Regions from separate parts of the Homo sapiens genome. Here region 1 is linked to region 2. Evidence: chromatin loops called from intact Hi-C (ENCODE). Cell type or tissue: dorsolateral prefrontal cortex. All regions are shown on one strand.

What was found. Peaks named below come from ENCODE experiments on the same cell type or tissue, not always from the same donor. Only the 100,000 strongest peaks of a DNase experiment are listed, where the experiment ranks them.
Region 1: a loop joins it to region 2, with 3 times the contacts of the local background. A loop is called at or near these places in 2 of 110 quality-filtered maps.

Annotation. Positions count from the first base shown.
Region 1 is chr18:10,725,253-10,729,252 of GRCh38, forward strand. All of the region lies in intron 36 of PIEZO2 (piezo type mechanosensitive ion channel component 2), which reads right to left. It also overlaps the pseudogene KIAA0895LP1. Among named protein-coding and RNA genes, the nearest start is that of MIR6788, 32 kb to the right of the region's middle. In dorsolateral prefrontal cortex, no CTCF peak of the experiment used is centred here; DNase peaks (open chromatin) are centred at 1,569 and 2,483; H3K4me3 peaks cover 1,340 bases; H3K27me3 peaks cover 410 bases.
Region 2 is chr18:10,780,106-10,784,105 of GRCh38, forward strand. PIEZO2 (piezo type mechanosensitive ion channel component 2) reads right to left here. Exons shown (of 56, transcript NM_001378183.1): 18 at 220-261. Among named protein-coding and RNA genes, the nearest start is that of MIR6788, 22 kb to the left of the region's middle. In dorsolateral prefrontal cortex, no CTCF peak of the experiment used is centred here; no DNase peak of the experiment used is centred here; H3K27ac peaks cover 1,485 bases.

The sequences.
Region 1 (4,000 bases), 55 kb before region 2:
CAGGCAGCTGCTCACCAAGTGCCAGATATGGTCCATTGTGGGTAAATACAGCAGAAGGAGGGCTGCGTCGAAGAGGTTGTGGTGCAGCTGAGTGAAGACCTGCTGTCCCAGGCGGTGATGATGGTGGAGAACAGCCGGCCCACATTGGCGGTCAACCTGACCAGAGCCCGCCAGTACTGGTTGGAGGGCATGCTGTGGCATGAAATAGGTCAGGGTGTGGGTATCCGGGTGGATGGGTAGGCATGAAAGGGGCCTGGGAGCTGGGAGTCGTGGGAAGGAGGGGCCCCACTAACTCCCCCTTTTGTTTCTCCCCTGTCCCTCCTGAGGTCGGGGCTTTCCCTTCCTGAGCAGCCGCCTCCGCCCTCTGGCTCACAGAGGTAGGCCAGAACATGCCTGCCCACGCTCTGGGCTCGCCTTCATCTCTTGGTCCTTTCGGGTATATTTTTCTCTCTCCACTTCCTCTCCGACTTCTCTCCACAGTGGCGGCAGGGCTGGTGAGGCCCTGACAGGCCAGAGGGAGAACGCTCAGGGTCCCACCAGGCCAACCACCACGCGGGCCCTCCAGGGTGGATGGAAGGCCAGATCCTGGGAATGGACTTGGCTTGAGGACACACGGCGCCTGGTTTAGGAGGCGACTGGCCAGGCTGGGCAGGAGGGTGCAGGGCACTAACCACTATTTCTATCTGTCTGTCCCTCTTCATCGAGAATCCTGTTGCTCTGGGCAAGAGGTGGTTTTTACCGAAGGCATCAGCGTGACTGTTCAGAATAATATGGGCACCCAGGATGTTGGGCAGGGTGGTATATGTATTCTTGTGTCCAGGAGGGCTGGGGGCAATGTCAGTTCGGGAGAGTTCGTGCACGTGTGTGGGTGCGTGGGTGTAGGGTGGTGGGGGGATGGGTGGGAGAGGATTCATATATGTGAGCAACTGTGGATCCTTGGGTGCGAGTCCACCGGAGGAGGGGCTTCACGCTGCCTGGGGCTGGAAGAGCTTGTGTGCGAGCCTGTGTTCGGGAGCATGAGAATGGAAGCGTCGCGGCCAGAGCCCCGGCCAGGTGGAGCAGGTGGGTCCCCGAACGCCCCGCCCAGCGCTGCCTCCCTTCGCCTTCCCCGCAGGCACCCACTACCTGCGGGGCGGTAACAACGCGCGCCAGCCGTGGCACAACGCGGAGGGCCGGCTGCGGTACGGGCTACGGCCGGCGAACCCCACGAGGAGGGCCTGGCCACCCTGCACAGCGTGCTGCTCCGCAAGCAGCCGTTCCTGTGGCGCGCTGCGCTGCTCTGCTCTGCTACACCAGCCGCCACGCTGTGCGTCTGTCCTTCCGCCAGCTCTTCCAGGACCTGGCGCGCTACGTGCGGGACGCCGACGTGCGCTGGGAGTACTGCGCGCGCGCCAAGCGCGGCCAGACAGACACCTCGCTGCCAAGTTAATTCAGCAAGGACCAGGTGTACCTGAACGGCATCCTGTGCATTCTGGGACATCGCCAGACCATCGATTTCCCGCTGCTGACCTCACTGGGCAAGGTGTCCTATGAGGATGTGGACCACCTGCGGCCCCATGGGGTGCTGGATAATACCCGGATGCCCCACCTTATGCAGGACTTGGCACGCTACCGGCAGCAGCTGAAGCACATCATGGCCACCAACCGGCTGGATGTGGCGGAGCTGGGTCGCCTGCTGCCCGACTGATGTAGGTTGAGGGCTGCAGACAGAGGCCCTGGACAGAAGCTCCAGATAGGCCCCCAGAACATGAAGCTGTTTGCTCTGTGCTTCCACGGTCTGGGTGTTTCTTGGGGGGTGTTGGGAGGGCAGGAGCATTCCTTGAGAAGGAGTGGCAACATCAAAGGGTTTGTGTCCCTTGCTAGCCTCCCTGGGGCCTGGGGATCTGCAGCAGCATGTCTGGCAAACTGAGTCGCCCTCCTGCCTCCAGCTCTGTGTTGAGCAGAGGGAAGGCATGGGGGCAGGAAGGGAGCTGAGCATTGATGGGGATGAGGGTGGTTTGGGAATAGAAACTTGTTCTTGCATAAGATGGCTTTGGTTGTCCCGGTACTCCAGTCTCTCCCTTCCCTCACCTGTCCCCTTGGTGCTCCTTCAGCATTCGTGCTGTCTGCTTCTCACTGGGTCCTGGTGGGGGTCGGGATCCCTTCTCCTGGGGTGATTGATGGCCTGAGCTTGGGGTACTACCTGGGGTAGTAGAGACCCAGTTGGTCTGGGGTGTGCTTTCCAACATTTTGCCTCTCTCACTGGTCATGTATTTATTCCATATTTATATGATCTACTTCCTGTGGCTGGGAGCAGCAGCTCCTGAAGGTTCCATGGCAGGGAACAAGACACTCCTTCTGGAAGGCACCGATTTTCCTAGCCCCACTCCCATTACACGCACACACACACACACACATACAGAGTGATTCAGGCCTTGTGAATCAAGCCCAAGAGCTCCCTTGGCCCTGTCCCCACTCCCTCCACTGGCCTCTGCTTTTCCTGTCTTTGCCCACACCCTCACAGCTGGTCTCTGGCACAGGCTGGCATAGCCTAGGAGCAGCTGCAGTTGTCCCTGAGGGACAGGCCCTAGAGTTTGGTGGCCCAAGTCCTAAACCCCTCCTGGACCAGGTGAGGTGCAGAGCGCCTTTTGTGTAAGTTACTGGTCAGAATCCTCACTGAGCTCCCAGTCCAGAGGGAAGCCAGACAATTAAAACAGTAATAACAAAAAAAAAAAAGAAAAAAGAAAAAAAGGGATAAGAAGCCTGACATATAAATAGCATGAATTGATAAGAACAAACAACCCGACAGAACGATGCAGGAAAATGCTAAAAGTGTTTAAATCCTAGACTTGAAAAGAAAAAATCGCCAACAAAATGTGAAATAAAAATGCTCAGTTTAATTAGTTAAGAATTCAACTACATTCAAATGAAAATAAAAGCCATTTGTCATCCTTAGAAAGAAAAATGATAAAAACAGGAGTAAAATCCTGTGCGTGAGGCCAAAGGAAATTGGACACTCTTGTCCCTCACATGGAGGAGGGCAAAGTACTAAAACCTTTCCGAAAAATATCTATTAAAGTAAAAACAGGCACACTCTAAATAAGTCATCCCACTTTTGCGAATCTGTTCTGTGGAAAATGCATGTTCTTCCTAACCTTTGCTAAGCATTTAAACACACTCATATATATTATGACGTATAAATGTTTGTGCAGTGATATCTATTATGGCACTGTTCATTGTGGCAAAAATCCGGAAGCAACCTTATGTCCATTAAAGGTGAGAGGATTGAATAAATTATGCATATCTGCACTATGGAATATTTTGAAGCTATTAAAAAAGAATGATATGATTTTATAAATACTTAATTGGAGAAATGTTCATGACATTGGTAATGAAAATGAAAGAGTAATTTGTAAAGCATGAACTTATTGAAAAAAAAAATAGGCCAGCGCAGTGACTCACGCCTGTAATCCCAGCACTTTGGGAGGCCGAGGCGGGCGGATCATGAGGTCAGAAGATCGAGACCATCCTGGCTAACATGGTGAAACCTCGTCTCTACTAAAAGTACAAAAAATTAGCTGGGCATGGTGGCGGGCGCCTGTAGTCCCAGCTACGTGGGAGGCTGAGGCAGAAGAATGGTGTGAACCCGGCAGGCAGAGCTTGCAGTGAGCTGAGATGGCGCCACTGCACTCCAGCCTGGGCGACAGAGCAAGACTCTGTCTCAAAAAAAAAAAAAAAAAAAACAAAAACCAATAAAGGAAACCACCTGCATACGTGTGTGCACATGAGAAATGAAGTGAAAGTGAACACAACATACTGTTAGGATTTGTAACCTTAGAGGACAGGATTTTGAGGTGACTGGGTTGGGGCAGATTATACGTGTACCTCTTTACTGTTTGACCTGTTCCAGCAATTGTGTATTAATTTTGTCTTCTTAAAGCAATAAAGTAAGATAAAGTTACTAGGATGTATCGGGAGAAGAAAGGTCAAAAAGAAGAGACTTTGTAATTAGAGTTCCATT
Region 2 (4,000 bases):
GCACCAGCTGAAGACCCTCAACAGCCTCCACATCCACTTGACGGCACCAGTCGGTACAGATACCAAATGGTTTGGTTTGCAAAATACATCCATGAGCATACCTGAAGACCAGTGTCCACTATCTGACAACACGATTTTCATGTATAAAGCAGTTAAGAGTTTAACACAGCAAGAAATAGCTTCGAACAAAAATAAGAGAGAAAACATTGAAGTACCCACCTATTTATTATTAGATATACGCGACCATTGACTTTGGCATGGCTACGAGGTGGCAGACGGAAGCACAGGGATGCAATGAGGAGACAGGTTGGAGAGAAAGAGAGGAGACTGTTAGACAGAGACGAACAAAGTGGACTCCCTTAAGCTTCCTAGCATCAAGTGTAGCCACCCTCACAGGCTTCATGCCTTGAAGAAGAGTCTAGACAGCAAGATTCAGTAGCAACATTAAATCAGACAATGTTCAGGAAAAATGCTAAAAGATAACAAGCCTCTCCCTTCTTCTCATCCCTCTCCATCTCACACACTTTATTACAAATTTGTAATGTTTAAATTTTTTAAGGTACCTTTTTTTTTTTTTTTTCAGAGTCTTGCTCTGTCACCCAGGCTGGAGTGCAGTGACGTATCTTAGCTCATGGCAGCCTCCGCCTCCTGGGTTCAAGTGATTCTCCTGCCTTAGCCTCCCAAGTGGCTGGGATTACAGGTGTATGCCATCATACCTGGCTAATTTTTGTATTTTTAGTAGAGATGGGGTTTTACTATGTTGGCTTAGTTGGTCTCAAACTCCTGACTGCAGGTGATCCACCCTCCTCAGCCTCCCAAAGTGCTGCGATTACAGGTGTGAGACACAGTGCCTGGCCTCAAGGTACATTTTATGAAATAAAATATAATTTAAAAAATTAATTTTTGCTGCTACCCCAGAATTAAAAAAAAAAAGGATCCTACTCAGCGGCCATATTCAACATGTTGTTTTCTAAGGTTTTGCTAAAACTATAGTTTAAAAAAAGTCATTTCATTTCTCTATGCATAATAATACTTTCTAAAACAAACCTGCATAAATTAAAGAGCTATAAAAGTAATGAATATGGCCGGGTGTGGTGGCTCACGCCTGTAATCCCAGCACTTTGGGAAGTCGAGGCAGGTGGATCATGAGGTCAAGAGTTCGATACCAGCCTGGCCAATATGGTGAAACCCCCGTCTCTATTAAAAATAGAAAAATTAGCCAGGCATGGTGGCACATGCCTGTAGTCCCAGCTACTTGGGAGCCTGAGGCAGAAGAATCACTTGAACCCAGGAGGTGGAGGTTGCAGTGAGCCGAGATGGCACCACTGCACTCCAGCTTGGGCAACAGAGCGAGACTCCGTTTCAAATAAAAAAAAAAACCAGTAATGAATATTTAAATAGTCCTTTGTAAATCATTGCTAATTATATATTATATAATAAACAATGTTATACGTTATAATTCTTATAATATGAAATTCTATCAATATATAGGTGAAATAATATTCCTGAGATTGCCTCCTTAGGAATAATAATTTCTTCCTATATTATTACATTTTCATAAGGCTAACTTTGTAAATTCTGTAAGTCTAAACATAATAAATTCTGCTTCATACACAAGTGACATGTGCCTACATTACATCTGTGTGCATAAGCACATATACACCAACAAGTGACACAACAGGAAAATAAGAGTTGCATATCTCCAGAGACAACAGTGTGGAAATCAGCTTAACGAGCGAATCGGTTATTCCTGATCTGTGGGCCATTTCTTGTAAAGCAACTGTTTAGGAGGCAGGAGCAGAGAAAGCAAAGCCTGACAGTCAATCCTAACTCTCAAAATATTCCTTTTTCTTCATCATTTTGATTTTAATGTAGCCATTGTATTAGGACTCCAAGGACAAAAAATACTGTGAGGTGAAAATTATGAGCAAGGAAAATACTCCCATGAGGAAGAGTTGCTAAAAATATATATATATATTTAAACTTTGAACATTATATATATTATATATTAAGCTTTGAACATTTTATATATTATATGTAAAATGTTATAATTATATATTATATATTAATATATATCAATGTACATCATATTATATATCATATAATTATATATATCATAATATATATGATTATATATTATATGATATATTATATTATTATATGTAAACAATTATATAATATAATTATAATTATATATAAATAATTATATAATATATTATAATTATATATAAATAATTATAATATATTATAATTATATATAAATAATTATAATATATTATAATTATATATAAATAATTATATAATATATTATAATTATATATAAATAATTATATAATATATTATATAGTATATATATTATATTAAATAATATATATTATATTAAATATTATATTCTTATATTATATATATTATTATATTATATAATATATATTATAAAATTTTCATAGAACGAAAAATGAAATCCTATGTCCTTAAACTCTTCAGAGAACTGGCATTACACACTCTTTCCTCACCCTTTACATTTACTTGGAAAATTCACCGTTAAGGGAGTGCTTAGGGCTAAGCCACAGCTGCAAGGAAGGCAAGTCAGGACTCATATCGGTACAGATCATTTAGATCTTTCTTCTCTGCCATGGGGTGCAGGGTAAGGGCTGTGAAGCGGCAGCTGAGGAAACATAGAACCTACATCTTGACGTGGGCTGCAGTCTTTCCCCAGAACCTGCATAGGCTAAACACTGCTATACACGCTTAAAGGGAATTCTGTGGGACCTTAATTCAGTTTTCACATACGCTAGGTCCAAACCTTGGGAGTCTCTAGGCTGGTGAACCAAATTGTCTTCTGCAAAACTGTGGTCCTGCATGTTTCTACTTTTCTGGATAAATGGTGAATTATATCTCTGTTTGATTGCGTGACAGAAGACTCAGACACATCCACATTAAGAAAAATGGCAAGAAAAAGGTTCCTGCATGCTGGAGGCACTTTTAGTGAGAAAAAAAAATGAATATGCAAGAGAAGAAATGGCATTTGGAAGAAAAAAAAGATTTTTTTTTAAAAAAGATTTCACTAGCAATGCTTAATAATTACAACTCCTTCACAAACATATAAATTGGCTCTGCTAACTAAAATACTTTGTAATTATTGAATAGGGCCCTTGAAAAGAATGGTGAGGGCTTATAGTAAATTTAAACATGTTACATGGTCAGAATTAAATATCAAATACTAGTTTTATCCACACAGATCACAAACAATGTCAAAATAATGATTAAAAAAATCCTTTTTCTGATTATTGACAATTCTCACTTTTATGTGCAGGCATTCTCTTTGTAAACTTTTAAACTTGGGGTGATTTTCCCTCCCATCAAGTTTGTCTATGACTGATATCTTCTAGGGTTCCCCAAACTTCTAATAACTACTTTATTTTTCCTAATGCTTGATCATCACTGAAGGTAGCAGGAGTACAGATATGGAGATGGTAAACCACTGACCCCATCCATGCCCTCCTCCCTGCTGGGGCCTTGGGAGCAGAGAGGTTTTAGCAGAGCCTGATTTTCCTGGTGGCTAGATAGCAAAACAAGTCATGACTGATTGATACCTCTTGGTTCCATGGGTTACGAGTCATCTGAAGTATCAGAATGATAGGCGAAACACAACACAATAAGAAAAGTGAATCTGCTGGTCATAAACAAGGATTATAAAATGTTTCTCATCATTAAATAAATGTTTTGGGTCTATCCATAACTCTAGTTCCTACACAGCAGAACGCTGGAAGTTTGGCATTTTACGAAATGCATATCATGAACTCCTACTTCATCTTCTATTGATACCTGCATTTTTTCCCTTAAAGTCAAATAATTAAGGAGAATTTTCATCCGTGGCCTCTGTGCTCCTCTCAATACAGCCCTTTGCTCCCTTAGCTGCTTAACAAGTATTTTTCCAATATCTGAATCATAGGCTAAACATGAGGCAGAAAGGAAAACCATTGTCAGCGTTCACTAAAAG